2 separate regions of the Mus musculus genome follow, and region 1 is linked to region 2. The links are chromatin loops, found by intact Hi-C in ENCODE. Cell type or tissue: heart. All regions are shown on one strand. Each heading gives the region's core, and the rest is flanking DNA. Links, peaks and the distances in the headings are about the cores only. Region 1 overlaps Safb (scaffold attachment factor B). Region 2 holds the start of Ubxn6 (UBX domain protein 6).

Region 1 (8,332 bases), core at 45-8,044, 510 kb before region 2:
TGCGGCCACTGGTTAGCAAGAGCCTCCCCACTGTGGGCAGAACCCACTGCTGAGCCCTGCATTGACAGTACCTGGCTCCAAAGATGCCTCTTCCATCTCCTGCAACAGAAAGCACAAGTAAGATACTGCCCCAAGGCTCAGCCCCACTCCATCACCAACTTTCATGGAAAGTAAAGGAGGCTGGCCACAAACTGGGATTTCAGGAGACAACCCAGACCCAGAGAGGAGGCCCTGCTTGATCGAGGCAAGCTGCCCCAATGGCCTCAGCCTTTCTCAGGCCCATGCCTATTGCTGACCTTGTTGCAGGGCACCCAGCAGTCCCCCTGTCTTCCCAGTGTAGTTCCCTCAGGACTGAACTTGAAATCAGGAGCACAGCTTGCATAATTTCCACGTATGTCTAACTGCCTAGCACAAACCCCTTGACACTTTCTTCACCTGCAAAAGCCTTGAGCTGACTTTTTAAAAATCTAGGGCCAAATAGAAATGGGTAATCACAGTTCTACCCCAGCACTCCCAACCTCCCTCAGCGATGACTCAGATTCTCCCAGGAGTCCTGTCTTTCCAGCTGGGGTCTGCCTTGCCTAATTGTCTTTTTCAGGACCAGTGTGGGCCACACTGCACAGCAGACTTCCCACACCCTTTAGGCTGCAAGCAGAGTTTGGGCTTCTCTATACTGGCCACTCCGACTCTGTCCGCTGTCCTCTAAGAACCACACACCCAAGGTACAAAGAGACACTTGAACTCTGAATGCCTGTCAAAGACATAAACCCCCATACTCCAAGCATGAATACAGGTGTCTTTCAAAGAGGCCAGTGGATGATGGCCCAGAGTGACACAGGATGGCCAGTATGTGTGAGGCAGGGTCTGTGAGTGGGTTTGAACCCCATGTCAGTGCCTTGTATGCTCTTAAGTAAGGAGGCTGCCTTTGAAGGCACTCCTTCAGTTCTATTCTCTGGTGTTCAGGTCCCTACTGGAGACTGCAGGTCCAAACTGAATGCCTTGGGAGGCTGAGGGCTTGGCTAACTCACCAACATGACCCACCTGCTCTACAAACTAAACTCTAGAACTGGAAAAGGAGCTACGTGGCAGAGTGACACTTGAGGGGATGTGCTATAGTGTTTCACTTTAACACACGAGCCTGTGTCAAAAAGATACTAAGACAAACAGACACAGCTGTTCCTTTCCAACGCATAGGCTCCAAGTGGTGGACACCTCCATGAAACAGACAATGGTTTGCCTAGAAGCCCTCTGCTCAAGTGGCCCAGAGAACAGACAGAAAACTATATACCAATACTCTCTTTCTCACAGCATTTCCTAGGAGGTCCAAGGCCCACACAGACCATCTCACTCCTTAGTGCTCACCTTTTTTTTTTCTCCTGTTTTGAGTCAGGGTCTCACTATGTAGCCCTCGCTGGCCTGGAAGCCTTACCAGGGTGGCTTTGAACTCATAGAGATCTGCTGCCTCTGCCTCCTGAGTACTAGAATTAAAGGTGTATCACCACACCTGGCTGGTTCTGATGTTTAGTATTTGCACTGATGGTCACCAAACATAACCCATCATCGTTATCTGGGAAACCTGGACAGTATCTGTGGAGCTGTCCACTCCTCCTACCATGTGCCCCTTCCCGGGAGACCCTATCCCAATGTTCTTCTCTAACAATGAACTTATAGACCAGATGACCCCACCCAAAATGCACAAAGCTTGGCCCTACAAGTATACATCTCTAGGCAAGTGAGATGGTAGGCAGTCCCCACAGCTTCTGAAAACCAAGCAGGTCTTCAGGCTGCTACAAAGCCCCAACATTTGACCCTATACCCAACTCATAGCATCAAACTAACATCCCACAACTGTGGAGGAGAACCAAAAAGGAAAAGGCCTACATCGAAACCAGTGTGCATTCTGCACTGCTGGGATGGGTCACAGGCCTCACCCTCACCCTGCAGCCAGGGAGCTGCATTGGGCTTTCTTCTAAGCAGGTCCTCAGGAAAGACAATCTGCTCACAGCCAGAGTGCAGACTAGAAGACAACTGAGACTGCAGGAGTGTCGTACACAGCCTCTAGCACTTGTTGTCTAGGTAGGTGACTTTAGTTGGTAAAGCTGCCAAGCAACAGGAGGTGTCTGAGAACCTAGGGCTACACTGAGGGTACAATTGAGACATGTGACAATTTACCTGCAGCATGGTGAAGTCAGATGATGACGTATCTACATTGTTAACGGTGTCCTTGTCATCTATCTGTAGAAAGGGAGAGCAGTTTAAATGTAATAGGTGAGGGGACAGTTCCCATCGCTTAGAGCTTAGAGTGCTGCCCCAGTGTGGTGAGGTGGAAGACACCACCTGACAGGATTCTCCAGGTGACCAGAATAGTAGGCTGTGGTCAATCTTCCAGAAATGGTTTTTAGAACTGGGCTGCAGAATGAAGCCTGGTGCCTCACATCTGTCTGAGTCTGAGTACTGTGAAGCCAGGCCTGCTGTTCCTAGACACCAAGTACCCAGCCTCCTATGGCCTAATGGGTGTGTGTATATGTATACAATATACACACACACATATATGTATATATATTATAATATATACACTGTAATACACACATATATTACAATTACTGAAGATCAATCCCCAACTCTTTCTTCCCTAGAGCCAACTGTCTCCCATCATGAAAGCCACACACAGCAAAGAGCATCCCAGCTGCTCTTTGTTCCCTCATGACACTGCCTTCATTGCTATGGATGCTGGGTTTGCTCTGTGACTATGCAGTCATCGCACTTGCTGTGACAGGCATGGCTACCACTCTAGGTCAGGTAACTGGCTTGGCTGTAAGAGAAGGCTGGTCTTAGTTGTAACACTGACCTCTGGCCCTGCTGAACAATAGTAAGAGGCAACAACACAATTTGCTTGTAAACTTCACTCAGACACAGGCACATGAAAGGCCATGGCAGCAACCATTCACCTGTCAGACCTAGAATTTGGTGACCAAAGCTTAGAAGGAATTGAGAGCCAGCTAAAGATCACAGCACATTAGCACTGACACACTTTACCCCGATGCTCCCCTACCCTTCCATTCTCTTCACATTGCAATTAGCCTCCGACCAGCCAATCGGCATTTTCCTAAACCCTGGCCTCTGTGTTACTTTCCAACAAGGAGCCCACCACTTGAGCCGTACCTTTTAGAAACTGATTATGACACCTTGTTTGTATCTTAACAGTGCAAAACAAACCCTTCACTCAAAGCCAGTGTGCTGCCCACAGGCATAGGCTCTCAGTCAGTTCTCATGGCAGGGGACAAAATGCTCACTGTAGGAGATCTGAGGTTTTGTTGGAATACCAGAGGCTTTTGGTCACCAAATCTCCAGGTTTGACAGGCCAAAAAGATGCCCCTGGGTCCTTAATGCCCACTCTCCTCTCTCTAGGCAGACATCAACCCTGTAACCATAAAATCCTTCAGCACATATTGCCTTGAGGCCTGGGAGCTTGAACTTGTACCCTGCAGCAAGTGCCTGGACTCTCACTTACCAGAGCCACACGTTACCTAGGGATGTAACACAGTGCTCAGAAGGCCAGTCTAAACCACTCTAACCATTGCTCTGGTCTCATACATGTCTAAACCACTCTAACCATTGCTCTGGTCTCATACATGACTTGCATGGAGAAGCTGCATCGATGTTGAACAGCTAGAGGCAGCAGCCAGCTGAGCAGAGTGGTTGCTCCAGTTGGCTGTACTCACACACCATACATAACTCAGGCTCCCCTAAGGGACAATGACCAGCAGCAGCTGTCCCTGTTACTCTGCTCTGTCATGAACTTTGCATCAGGCCACCCAGTGCTCCACCCAGCACCAGCTGCTTACAGCATGCTCCTGCAGCTGTTCTGGGAGCCCTTTCAAATCTCCTTCTACCAGTTCAGTGCTGTCTGCTAGGCCCTCAGGGAGTGTGGCCTCCTCCTCTTCCTCCACACAGTCTGCCACGCTGCCATTGTCAATGTCAGCCTCATCCAGCACACTGATGTCCATCATATCCATGTCTTGCAGGTTCTCCAGGCTGGTCTCCACATCCTCCTGCAATACAGAGGACACTGTCATGGCACCGTGCCATCATGGCTCTCCCTCTCCTCATCCACTAAAAAGGTGATGCATACCTGCCCATCCCCAGAATTCTCCTCGAGCCCGTTGTCCTCCACACCCTCGTCTTCTGGTTTCCTCCCTGAAGAGACAGCATGTGGGCATGAGGCCAATAGTCTGTGTCGTGCAAGCAGGTGCCTGAACTTCTGTAGGTCCCAAGCTCTGTTCACTGCACAGACCTGGCCTCTCATCTAGCCAGGTCTCAATGCACTGTGTTTGGGATGCTTATCGTCAACTTGACAGAATGGAGAATCACCTGGGAGACGGGCCACAGGCAAGCAAAAGGTGCACACATTGGGCCAGCAAGGGGGCTCAGCAGGGAAAAGGCACATGTTGCCAAAATTAACCTGAGTTCAATCTATAGAACTCATATGGTGGAACGAAACACCTAGCTTCAGTAAGTGCACATGCAAACACACCAAAAATAAATAAATAAATAAATAAATAAAGTACATGGAATAGAGATTGAAAAGTTGGCTCAGTAGTTAAGAGCATGGGCTACTACTCTTCTTTGTATTCAGGTTCAATTCCTAGGATGCAACGGAAGAGTTTACCATGCCTGACTCTTGTTTTGTGGTGTTGAGCAGGGGTTCCACACTTGAGGATGTGTGGGCACAAAACAAATTTTGAAACACTATGTTATCCTATATCAACGCCCACATGACTTGGGGTGTAGGAAAACATGTAAGCAGGCCATCACATGGGCAGGCTACCCTCACAGGTCTTTTCTCCTCAGGGAGAGCAATGACCTGTCTTCAAGCAGTATCCAATGTCTCTCTGTGCTGGGGATGTTCTACCATGGAGCTGCACTGCACCCCTGGACTCAGGTTAGTCTGAAAAACTGGTCTCCCTCAGAACTGAAGTAAGGTTGTATGTTGGCCCAGTTACCTACCTTAAGCTTGCAGTAATCCTCCTGCCTGTGCTTCCAAGTGCTGGTCATGGGAATGAGCCAGCAAACCTAGTTGGAACCTCATTTCACTGCTCATGAACACCAGACCCTAGGATCTTGTGCACCTGTTCTTTTACTCCACCCTGTAATGGATACACTCACTCACCAGCTCTGACAGTCTGGCCAAGTGGGATTTTGCTATTGTAGCTCTTCCCTCCAAAGAGCACCATTTTTTTCCTTCTCACTATGGAGCAGTATGGAATGTTCTTAGCTATGGTACTTGGCATGATCTCCATTACAGTTAAGTTCTGTGGGGCTGCTGAATTCCTTAACTTCTCTATTAAGTTTTGTATGTGTGTATGAAATATGCGGAAGGGTGGAAGCCAGAGTGTCCAGCTCTCTATAAAGGCTAGTTGGCCTACACAGTGTGTTCTAGGCCAGCCAAAACTATATATAACATGCATCTCCAATAAATAAAACTAAAACATGAAAACCATTCTCGGCTATTTTCCAATATGCTAAAGCATTGTAACCAGATGCTGATGAAGGAAAAGCTGGCTGTGGCTGCAGAAGGGGCCGTCTCAGCAGGGAAGCACAGCGGTAGAGGAGGTACAGTAGACATGGGGAAGGGGCAGGCAGCTGAGCTGGTGGATGGGTGGATGGTGGTAATGACCACAGACAAATGGACAGATAGATAGACTCAAATCTTAAAGTTCTCTGCAGTAATAAACTGCTTCCAGCAAGGTCATACCTCCTCAACCTCCCCAAATAGTAGAAGGAACTAGGGGCTAAGTGCTCAAATGCCTGAACCTGTGGGGACATTCTGATTCAAACCACTGGAGAAGCCATACTGATACTTGATAATTTTTTTCTAACCATGAAACTAACCATAAACACAACCCTCAAAGCAGAGGTCAGGGTGAGGCCATGCCCAGAACATTTGGCCTTTTGTCCCCAAACATGTTACCCCACCACTCCCATCTGAGACAGAGCCCCTCTATATACTCCTGCTCTCGATAGAGCAGGATATACTGAGTGCTGGGATTAAAGGCTAGTACAGTCTTGTCCACCTTCAGGCAGAGGGGTTCACCCTGACATTTTAAGATTCTGCAAAGCCTACCATGGAGAAGCAGAGATAACCTGAGACAGACCTTTCTAGAATTTCAAACCACTGAGTTTAATTCATGAAGCAAGGTAACACTTCTTGCCAAAAATCTTGATCAAAACCCAACAACAGGGTACTTGAGAACTCAGTGACACTACACAACAACCTGTGTGGCAAAGAACTGAGGGAGGAAGGAAAGAACAGACCCTTGCCCTCTGCTGGGCTACAACCACACAAATGTAACATACTCTCAAACTGCAAATCAGCCCTAAGAGTTTGTGGCTCTAGTGCTATATTGGTGAGATTCTAGAATGAGCAAAGCCAACAGCTCCAGGAGGCAGTCAGCACCCTGTATTCTCGAGGGTGACAAGGAGGTGAGATCTTACTAAAATGGTGTTGTTTTCCCCCCCTTCTCACACCCTCACACAATATGCAGAATTAAACCACATACATTAAACCATCTACTTCACCCACTGACAAGGCTGGGGCCTTCCTAGTTTAGAACATAACTCCTATCAATCACAGTGCAATTCCTGACAGCATGGCCACTGCAACTAGCACATACACACAACACAGCCCACAAACCCAGCCATAACAGCTTGGGTCAACCAGAGACCACCCACACCCTCACAACTCATCACAAACAACCAAAGGTAGGCAAAGGTGGGAAAGAATGCAGTACACAGGTGGCCAGAGCTCATAGGCCAAAGAGTCAGAGGCCAGCAGACCAGGACTTCAGGGTCAACCTGGACCACACTACTAGGTGAAGGCCAGCCTGGGCTACAGCAGGAACCAGGTTAGTATTTACTTTGAAGTACCAAAGTTCTCTCTTTTGTGAGTCTGCAAAAGAATAGGTATTCATTTGCTAGCTGTGACAGTAAGCACCTGCCATCCTCTGGCCTCTGTAGGCACTTAGTTGATTTGCACACTCCCCAATATACACATAATAAAAATCCAAAATCTTAGCCAGACGGTGGTGGTGCACACCTGTAACCCCAGTACTGAGGAGGTAGGCAGATCTCTGAGTTCGAGGTCAGCCTGGTTTACATAGTGAGTTTAAGACAGTCAGGATTATATAGTCAAACCTTGTCTCAAAGACAGGTTCAGTTAATTCATCCATAGCATTGGGTAAAGTTTTCATTTCTACTGATGCTTACATGTCTGCCACAGGTGCACTAATGCTTACTGAGCCAGATTAGGCATCAGGTCCTAGGCCCTGGACTCACAAGTAGCTGTAGGGCACATGGTGTGAGTGCTGGGCACCAGAGTCAGGTCCACTGCAAGAGCACATGTGTTCTTAAACACTGAGCCAGTTCTCCAGCCCCTTGGTGATTTTGTTTTTTTGAGAGTGATGTTCAAACTGGCCTCAAATTTGTGACAACGCCCCCGCCTGTACCTTCAGTGAACCTCGTTTTGGTGCAGTGTTGGAGCCAAGCCCCAGTGCCTTGGAAATGTTAGGCAAATGCTGTCCACTGTGCCACAAAGCCAGCTGAGGAGAGATAGTCTGAGGGAAATAGAAACAGTAAGGATTTTGCAGAACAAGACCATGTTGTGTAGAACATACGTGTACGTGGTGTGTGTGCCCGAGAGGCAGGACAGCAGGTGTCCTCTATCGCTTTCCAGCCACTCCTCACCCCCCCCCCCCGCCCTTTTCTTTTTTTGGTTTTTAGGGTTTCTCTGTATACCCCTGGCTGTCCTGGAACTAACTCTGTAGACCAGGCTGGCCTCGAACTCAGAAATCCACCTGCCTCTGCCTCTAGATTGCTGGGATTAAAGGCATGTGCTACCACTGCCCAGCTCTCCAGCCACTCCCTTAAGACAGGGTCTCCCACTCACTCTGCAGCTAGGTTGGCTCACCCTGTCTCCACCCCCAATCACAAGTGTTACAGATACATGCAGCCATAGCTGGCTTGTGAGTGGGCACTGAGAACTCTAACTCACCCTCAGACTTATGCAGCAGCACTGTCATGCACTGTGCCATTGCCCCAGGCCATGACCAGCTGTTTTCTTTGTTTTGAGAGGTCTCACTACAGAGTTCTGGGTCTGAAACCTGCTGTGTATACAGGCCAACCCTGACCTCAAGAGAGATCCTCTTGCCTCTGTGCCACCATGCTCCATACCAATGTCTTTTTTATTTTCAGATTTTAAGGAAAGCACATATATCTATTTCCTAGTGACCAAACACACAAAAAAAGGCATGTACACTCTACTGTGTCAGCCCCC
Region 2 (8,316 bases), core at 1-8,000:
CCAGACAGGCTCTTGGCATTATTTCTTCTCTCTGACCAGGAGTTCTCACATTCACAAACAACTGCTTACTATACCCAATCCTCAGCTGAGAGTCCCAGACAGAGGAGGGTGCTAGTATAGCAAGCCTTTCACTTTTGAGAGGCATCTTCCAGACTTGCAACACCCTGTTCAGAATCCAGGCTCATCTTTAGATGGTGGTCCCCACCTAGTGGGCACTGGGTGATATCTATACACACATGTGGTAAAATGACCTGGGGTGTCCCTGGAGTGGAGTAAGCAGACCTACGACTCTGCTAAGCATTCTGTAAAGCCCAGCAATACACCCCAAAGAAAGATCCGATCTACAGTACTGAGAAACCATCCTGGAAGTTTCTGAGGAAGCCCCTGCTCCTGGGAGCCTATAGATGCTCCACTGCCCACTTGTTCCCAGGCACTCACCGGAGGCGCACTGTAGCTGGCATGGGGGTTGTTCTGGATCTCCCAGAGCCCCTCATTGAAGCCTTTCCTCTTGTTGGGCTTTCCGTACTTGTCCTTGCACTTATCATAGGGGAACAGGTCCTTGGGTCCCAGGAAGGCCCTGGAGGTAAGAACCATAGGCCAGTTCCAGGTGAGCCAGGTCACCCTGGGAAAAAAGCCAGTCTGTGGGTGAACACTGAAAACCTGGAGGGGACACTTACGTTTCATGCGTTCCAAAGAAGAAGATGGGGTATTTGTTGGGTGGGGGCTTCACGGCACCATCAGCAATGTCATCAATCTGTAGTGTGAGGCAGGCTGGTCAGAGGGCTTCAGGTGTAGGCCAAGAGGCAGCTTTATCCAGACCCAGTTACCATCCAGTTACTTAGGGGGGTTTGGGGTGGGGGGAGGCACACCATGGGAAGACACAGCACCTTCCAAACACAAGTCTAGAGATCTGAACTCAGGTCCACTAAGCTATACATTATCTCCTTAGCCCCTTAATTTGGAATTAATGTTTTTCCTTTTAGACAGTCTCACTATGTAGCCTGGCTGTCCTCAAACTATGTAGACAAAGGTGGCCTGGTACTTGTCTCTGTCTCCTCAGCAATGGGGATTGGGATTGAAGGTAAGTACAACCATGCCTGGCTATGAAACCTGCACACTTATGTGCATCCTACTAACCTGTCTGCTACCCACAGTGATTATCTTTCCACCAAGAAGAAAGCTGGGCCCCCATACAGGTACTTAGGCCGAGCCAGGTCCAGTATAGTCCCCTGAAGCCCCTGGGGTGGGCCTAGGTTCAGCTTCTCCCCACTCCCGGGACTAGCCAATGACTGCCCCTCCTGGAAAAAAGGCCCAGTCTGTTCTTGTCCCAGAGGTAAATCTGGCAGCAACAGGGATGGAGATTTGGGGGAATGAGGTGGAGTGCTGAAGGAGCCAGGCCCAGAGCAACCCGGAAGTCCCACCCTCTTTGTGAAAGCCCATGGGTTCCAGCAGCTGTCAGTCACCTTCCCACAGGATGCTAGTAGCCCCTTCCCCTCCAATCAGGTGCTTGGAACTGTTCTCTCAGTGCTGGAGAAGGCTGGGAAGGGGGAAGGGACAAGAGCTTCATAGAGAGCAGAGGTAGACTAGTGAGGGCAGTGGCCAATGTAAAGTTTTGCTCCCCAGTCACCCCACTCACAGTGGGATTTCCCAGTGTTTAGCCACCCACCTCATCAACGCCGGGGGATGGCTGGATCCTCCCTAGCCTGCTCCTCAAACTCTGGTCCCTGGTGGCTGGATGCAGGATACCAGATGCAGAAGCATCCTCAAACCTGCCCTGCCGAGCCCTGCCAGGCTGCTTCTCCCAACGGTCCCACACCTCAGGAACTTATGGGGCCCTCTGGTCCTGACCTCTAGGAGTTACCTCCTGGGCTGGTTCCTGTTGAGCTTGCTCTTTGGCATCCCCATGGTAACTCCCTGCCGTATGGTCTTCCATTCCCACCCCCATGCAGACACAGCCAATCTAGCCTCTGTACTAAGACCTAGAGGCAACAAAACTCTGTTTCTATGCAACTGAACATGTGCACCAGGACTTGCAACGCTAGCCACCATCTGCACAACAAAAATTCCTTCAGTCCTGACACATGGATGCAGCTAACTTCAGCCCTGGAGTGATCTCTGTCCCAAGTCCTGGGGGCAGCAGAAGCCTTTGGGTCTCCGTGTATGTGCCAATTTTTGCCAGGGCCAGAATTCTACCACCTGCGCACCCAGGCTCTAAAAATCTACACTGCTTGACTCCAGCTTTCTCAAACAGGAAACCTCAAAGCCTCCTACCTCCAGCTTGAAGCTGCCTGTTCTCAGGTAAGCTACATACAGCCCACTGAATCCCTTTAAGGGCCGGACTCCAGGTCCCCAGAAAAGCTTTCTTCCAACCCTTGCCCTCATTTAGGTCATAGAGATAAGGTCCCTTTCCTTCCGCTGTATCCCGCTCCCCCATCCATCACGCGCAGCCTCTCTGGAAGAGACTCTTCCCATCATTTGACCCTTCCACTCCAATCCCAACGTGCCCATGTACCCTTTGAGCCCCACTACATCCCTCAGGCTCCACGACCCTGGGATCCCCTAAACGCATTTCTGACCTCTGGTACATTGGTCTCTCAGGCCCTGGACACCAAACCAAGTGACACAGGTTCCGGAGGAGGTCAAGGCTAGCACCACGGCCGTTCTCTGCAGGACTGTGGGTCTCTGAGACTCAGGACCTCACCATGCAGGTTACTCAGACCAAAACATTGCCACACCTCAATTCCAAAGGACCACGGGTCAGAGCCAGGATCCGGAACAGCGGAACACAAGTCCCTCAGACCAGGGACCTCCCCGAAGACGCACCAGACCCCAGGCACTGTGGTCCCGGAGGAAGGAGATTCCTCAACTCCAGAAAACCACAGTGCAGTCACCTGAGCCAGCAGCCCCAACCTCTCCTCAGCCTCCATTCCAGCCTCCCCGCGCGCGCCCGCCCGCCCGCCCGCCCGCGGCCCCTCTGCTCGGGGCCGCCAACTCCGCCGGGCCCGTCCACTCCACGCGCGGCCTCACCCGGGCCGGCCAGTGCGGGTAGCCCTTCATCTTGGCAAACACCAAGTCCCCGGGCTTGAAGGCGTGCGGCATGCTGTCGGCGGAGGCCCAGGCCGCGGGAAGCAGCAACGGCGGTGAGAGGCGAAGTCAGAGGCGGGAGTCGGACGCCTGAGGGGCGGAGGCGTCCGCACGGGCCGCCGGCCGGCGTCTACTTATTGGGTTCAGCACGACCGGAAGTCCCGCCCTCCCTTGGCTAGGGGCCGCCGTCGCCGTCGCTCATGACCACAGAGACGCGCGCGGGCCAATAAAGGGAGGGGTTGGATCAGAGCTAGTTAACGGGATTGGATAACGGAGCAGAAGCCAAGGGCGTGGACTAGGAGCCAGTGGGTGGGGCGGAGGGTGTCGGAGGTAAAAGACGAAAGGTTTAAGCGGCTACTGGGTGGAGCCTAGAGAGGAATGATGGGCGGGGCTTAGGTTGGGGATCGCTCAGGGGCGTGGCTCGCAGTCAGGATGTGGGGCGGGGTGAAGGGCATTAGACGAATTAGACGCAAAACGGACAGGGGCTTGACAGGGGCGTGGCTTAAGAGCTGCATGAGGCAGTGGCCTGTGGGTGAAAGGAAGACTGAAACTAATGACAAGCAGTGATGGGGCGGGGCCTAGCGAGGCCGGAACATACATAACAGTACTGAACAGGCCTTTGGACTCGGCCAGACGAAATATAAACAACCAATCAGCGTAGAAGACGGATTAACGACAGCCTTCCAAAAGGGCATCAGTGCAACTATGAAGCCCATTGGCTATAGCTCGACCAATGGCTGGACATGAAGACAAGTTCCACAGAACTCAGCAAACTCCCGCCAGGAGTTGGCAGAGGAAGGGGCGGTGATCAAGAAAGGTCAGGGCTGAGAAGGGGGCGGGACAGAGCTCACTTGTTTACTTTCATTATTTAAAATTTTTTTCTTTTTTTGTTGTCTATAATACATTACATATTTTCACTTTATACTTACAGCACCTTTATACTTTGACATTTTGCATTTTAATTATTCTTTTTGTTGTTGTTTTTTTGAGACAGGGTTTCTCTGTGTAGCCCTGGCTGTCCTGGAACTCACTCTGTGGACCAGGCTGGCCTGGACCTCAGAAATCCGCCTGCCTCTGCCTCCCAAGTGCTGGGATTAAAGGCGTGCGCCATCACTGCCCAGCCATTTTAATTATTCTTAATTTTATTTGGAGACAGGGTCTCACTCTGCTGTCCTCACTGGTGAGTGGGGGGTGGGGACAACTCCTTATATAGACCAGACTGGCTTCGAACTCACAGATGTACTCTTGCCTCTGTCTCCCCAGCTCTGGATCAAACATGTGTGCCACCGTGCCCTGCCTTAAAAATCTGTGTGCTGCCGGGCAGTGGTGGCTCACGCCTTTAATCCCAGCACTTGGGAGGCAGAGGCAGGCAGATTTCTGAGTTCGAAGCCAGCCCGGTCTACAGAGTGAGTTCCAGGACAGCCAAGGCTATACAGAGAAACCCTGCCTCGAAAAACAAAAACAAAACAAAACAAAACAAATCTGCGTGCTATGTGTGGGCATGCACGCACATGCTACAGCGTGTGTAGAAATCAGAGGACAGCTTTGTGGAGCCCACCACTCATTTTTTTTTCACCTGAGGCTTACGGGGAAAGTAATTCACTCGATGAGCCATTTCACTAGCCATATTTACTTTACTTAAATGTATACTGATCTTAGTAGTTGTTTATTTTTATGACTGGGTCTTAGCCCAGACTACTTTCTGAATAGCTATGTACCCAAGGCTAAATTTGAACTTTTGATCTCCTGACTTTATTTCCCAAAGGCTTATGTGGTGGTGGGGATGGAATCTGGGTGTTTTGCATGCTAGAGAAGATGAGCTTTTCTCTAAGCCCCATTCCCATGATGCTTATTTCTCTTATTGACAGTGTTGATTACCTACTGTACTTAATGTCACAAACTATTCCATGCTGAGTAAAAAATACATTGGATACCAAGTGTCTCAATTTCCCTAGCTGTAAAATAGGGTCCATAATGAACCATGTCCAATGGGGCCAGGAAGGGTTAGTGACTTCCCTATCTTTTTAAAGTTTTTTTTTAAAGATTTATTATTATACATAAGTACACTGTAGCTGTGTTCAAACATGCCAGAAGAGGGCATCAGATCTCATTACGGGTGGTTGTGAGCCACCATGTGGTTGCTGGGATTTGAATTCAGGACCTTCGGGAGAGCAGTCAAGTGCTCCTACCCCACTGAGCCGTCTCACCAGCACGTGACTTCCGTATCTTGGACTGTGTCTGGTCCTTGGGGTTCCTGGAGCTTCCACTTTATGTGGACTCACACATAAAGAACTGTTTGTATTCTTGTGGGTTTTTTTTTAATCTATGTATGATCTCAAAGGAAAACTAATAAAGGTGGCATGTCTAGGCTGTAGGGACGTCTCAGGACCTAAAAAATTGACAGAGAACTGGCTCACTTAAGCCTGTCCTCCCAGTATTCAGGAGGGAAGCATGAGAATTGCCCAGAATTCTGGGAGGTAGAGATGAAGGATGGCTGGCTAGGGTTTGTGTCCTGCCTAGCTCTAGGTTCAGGGAGAGACCCTGTCTCAAAGGAATAAAGCTCCTTCTTGGTTCTCTGGCTGCCTTCCCGCTGACATATATAGTGGGGAACTTGGTGGTGTACACCTATGATCTCAGTACTCAGGAGGTAGGGACAGGTAGATCTCTGTGAGTTCAAGGCCATTTTGGTCTCCATAGTAAAACGCAAGTCTACAAATTAAAAAACAAACAAACAAAAACAAACAAACAAAAAACCCCACAATCTATCTTTTTCTTTCTTTCTTTCTTTCTTTCTTTCTTTCTTTCTTTCTTTCTCTCTCTCTCTCTGTCTTTTCTTTCTCAAGAAACTGGAACTCAATCTATAGACCAGGTTCTGCCTGCCTCTGCCTCCTGAGTGCTGGGATTTAAAGGAATGTGCCACCAGTGACTGGCTCCCCCCCGCCCCCCGCCAAAGGACTAAAATACCATGTCTTGGAACATTTTATTTATTTAAAAGATTTATTTATTATATGTAAGTACACTGTAGCTGTCTTCAGACATTCCAAAAGAGGGCATCAGATCTCATTACGGATGGTTGTGAGCCACCATGTGGTTGCCGGGGGATTTGAACTCAGGACCTTTGGAAGAGCAGTCAGTGCTCTTTACCCACTGAGCCATCTCACCAGCCCTGGAACATTTATTAAACATTTCCTGGCTGCCTTTTTTTTTTTTTTTAAGATTTATTTGTTGGCGGGCATGGTGGCGCACGCCTTTAATCCCAGCACTCGGGAGGCAGAGGCAGGTGGATTTCTGAGTTCGAGGCCAGCCTGGTCTACAAAATGAGTTCCAGGACAGCCAGGGCTATCCAGAGAAACCCTGTCTCTCAAAACAACAACAACAACAACAAAAAGGTTTGTTGGGGCTGGTGAGATGGCTCAACGGTTAAGAGCACTGACTGCTCTTCCAAAGGTCCTGAGTTCAAATCCCAGCAACCACATGGTGGCTCACAATCATCCCTAACAAAAATCTGATGCCCTCTTCTGGAGTGTCTGAAGACAGCTACAGTGTACATACATATAATAAATAAATAAATAAATAAATAAATAAATAAATAAATAAACAAATCTTAAAAAAAATTATTTGTATGTGAGTACACTGTTGCTCCCTTCAGACAAACCAGAAGAGGGCACTGCATCCCATTATAGATGATTGGGAGTCATCATGTGGTTGCTGGGAATTGAACTCAGGACCTCTAGAAGATCTTATCCGCTGAGCCATCTCTCCAGCCCACATCCTGGCTGCCTTCTTTAAGGTGCTCCACTCCTCTCTTCACTGTAGCTCTTGGAAACCTGTCTTCCACAGTTCTCATCAAATGCCTCCATTGCTCTCCTCCAGCCATGGGGCTTGTTTCCTTGAAATCACCAGGGTGTCCCATCCTTCAGCTTTGTGCATTTTTGGATCTAATGGTTGGCAAAACTAATAAAATTATTAACAGCCTGGGTAGCCCACAAAGCTGCTTTATCTCTGACAAATTTCACACCAACACAGACGAAAGCTTGCCCATAGGCACTTCAGTTACATGATCCAAAGACCACAATGCCATGCGCATTAGGGTAGAATTACATGCACACAGACAGGGGGTGCAGAAGAGCTCCTGGAATCTCAAGTTTGTGTCCAATGACCCACTTCCCCCCTTCTTTCTAATGAGTGACCATTAACAGTGAAGTATATGATTTTGGGGGTCTCTTGCACAGTCACAGTGATTCTGATCTAGATGATGGCTGTTTTTCACATGAACAGTAGTGTTCTAAAAAGCCTGAGTCCAGAGCATCCAACTTTTTGTTGTGTGTACACACCACACGAGATGGAAGTGTTGGAGGAGATTAAACTCAGCTTTGCACATGTTGAGCAAGCCCTGTACCAACTGCGGTCTCTGCTTTGACCTTGCCTGTACCAATCTCTCTGTCGGCTCCTTCTAGCTTGTCTCTCCCAGAGCAGATTTCAGGCTCATGCACAGTACATTCATACTCATTTTCTCTGTAGTATGGACTGGCCTTGAACTCCTGACATCCACCCTGGTTCCAGTAGCTCTGGGTACTCTTCTAGGCTGCTCGCTGTTTGGATGCTCTCTTTAAGCTCCCCTGGTGGCTGCTGCGGTCTTAAGGGAGGCGAGCCTGTCGCCCCGGCAACGGCGTCCGCAGACAGGAAGATGGCGCCCCGCCCGCGCGAGGTGCTGCAAGGCGATTGTCACGTGAACCAGGCGGGACTTCCGTCGCCGCGATATTTTCTTTCCGGTGGTTGGCCGCCTGCTCCTCATCCACCCGGGCCCTGCGCCCTCCGCCCTGCGGCCCAAGCCGCCGGGCCGCTGCCGCCATGAAGAAGTTCTTCCAGGAAATCAAGGCTGACATCAAGTTCAAGAGCGCGGGGCCCGGCCAGAAGCTTACGGATTCCGCAGGGTATGTGACGCTGGTTGGGCGACGGAGAGGGCGAGGGCCAGGGGGCAAAAAGGGCCGGCGGTTGGGTGTCAGGGTCTTTCTAGGCTATGCTTAGCAGGAGTAGATTGGTGGGTGGGGTGTGGAAGATTGTAAGGCAGGGGCGGAGCCTACAATGAGGGCGGGGCGTTGTAGCAGTGGTGGGCGGGGCAGAAGGGAGGGCAGTTGTGTGGTGTAGCACGGGTGGGCGGGGCGCTAAGGGTAGGCGTGGGCGGTCGTGGCCAGGGCGCGTTGGTCACTGCTTAGAGACTCTTGGTTCTGG

The links. Peaks named below come from ENCODE experiments on the same cell type or tissue, not always from the same donor. Only the 100,000 strongest peaks of a DNase experiment are listed, where the experiment ranks them.
Region 1: it touches region 2 in a loop (2.2-fold over the local background); 1 of 42 quality-filtered maps calls a loop at or near these places.

Annotation. Positions count from the first base shown.
Region 1 is chr17:56,589,555-56,597,886 of GRCm38, reverse strand. Safb (scaffold attachment factor B) reads right to left here. Exons shown (of 21, transcript NM_001163300.1): 3 at 4,133-4,197; 4 at 3,846-4,052; 5 at 2,173-2,235; 6 at 72-99. Among named protein-coding and RNA genes, the nearest start is that of Safb, 8.7 kb to the right of the region's middle. In heart, for the core only: no CTCF peak of the experiment used is centred there; a DNase peak (open chromatin) is centred at 3,806.
Region 2 is chr17:56,074,538-56,082,853 of GRCm38, reverse strand. It overlaps Ubxn6 (UBX domain protein 6), which reads left to right and starts at 7,828. Exons shown (of 11, transcript NM_001379361.1): 1 at 7,828-8,018. The coding sequence starts at 7,936. It overlaps Hdgfl2 (HDGF like 2), which reads right to left and starts at 3,223. Exons shown (of 16, transcript NM_008233.4): 1 at 3,028-3,223; 2 at 678-754; 3 at 439-577. The coding sequence starts at 3,099. In heart, for the core only: CTCF peaks have their summits at 3,868, 7,498 and 7,702; DNase peaks (open chromatin) are centred at 1,363, 2,703, 3,433, 7,793 and 2 weaker places; H3K4me3 peaks cover 4,647 bases; H3K27ac peaks cover 4,212 bases.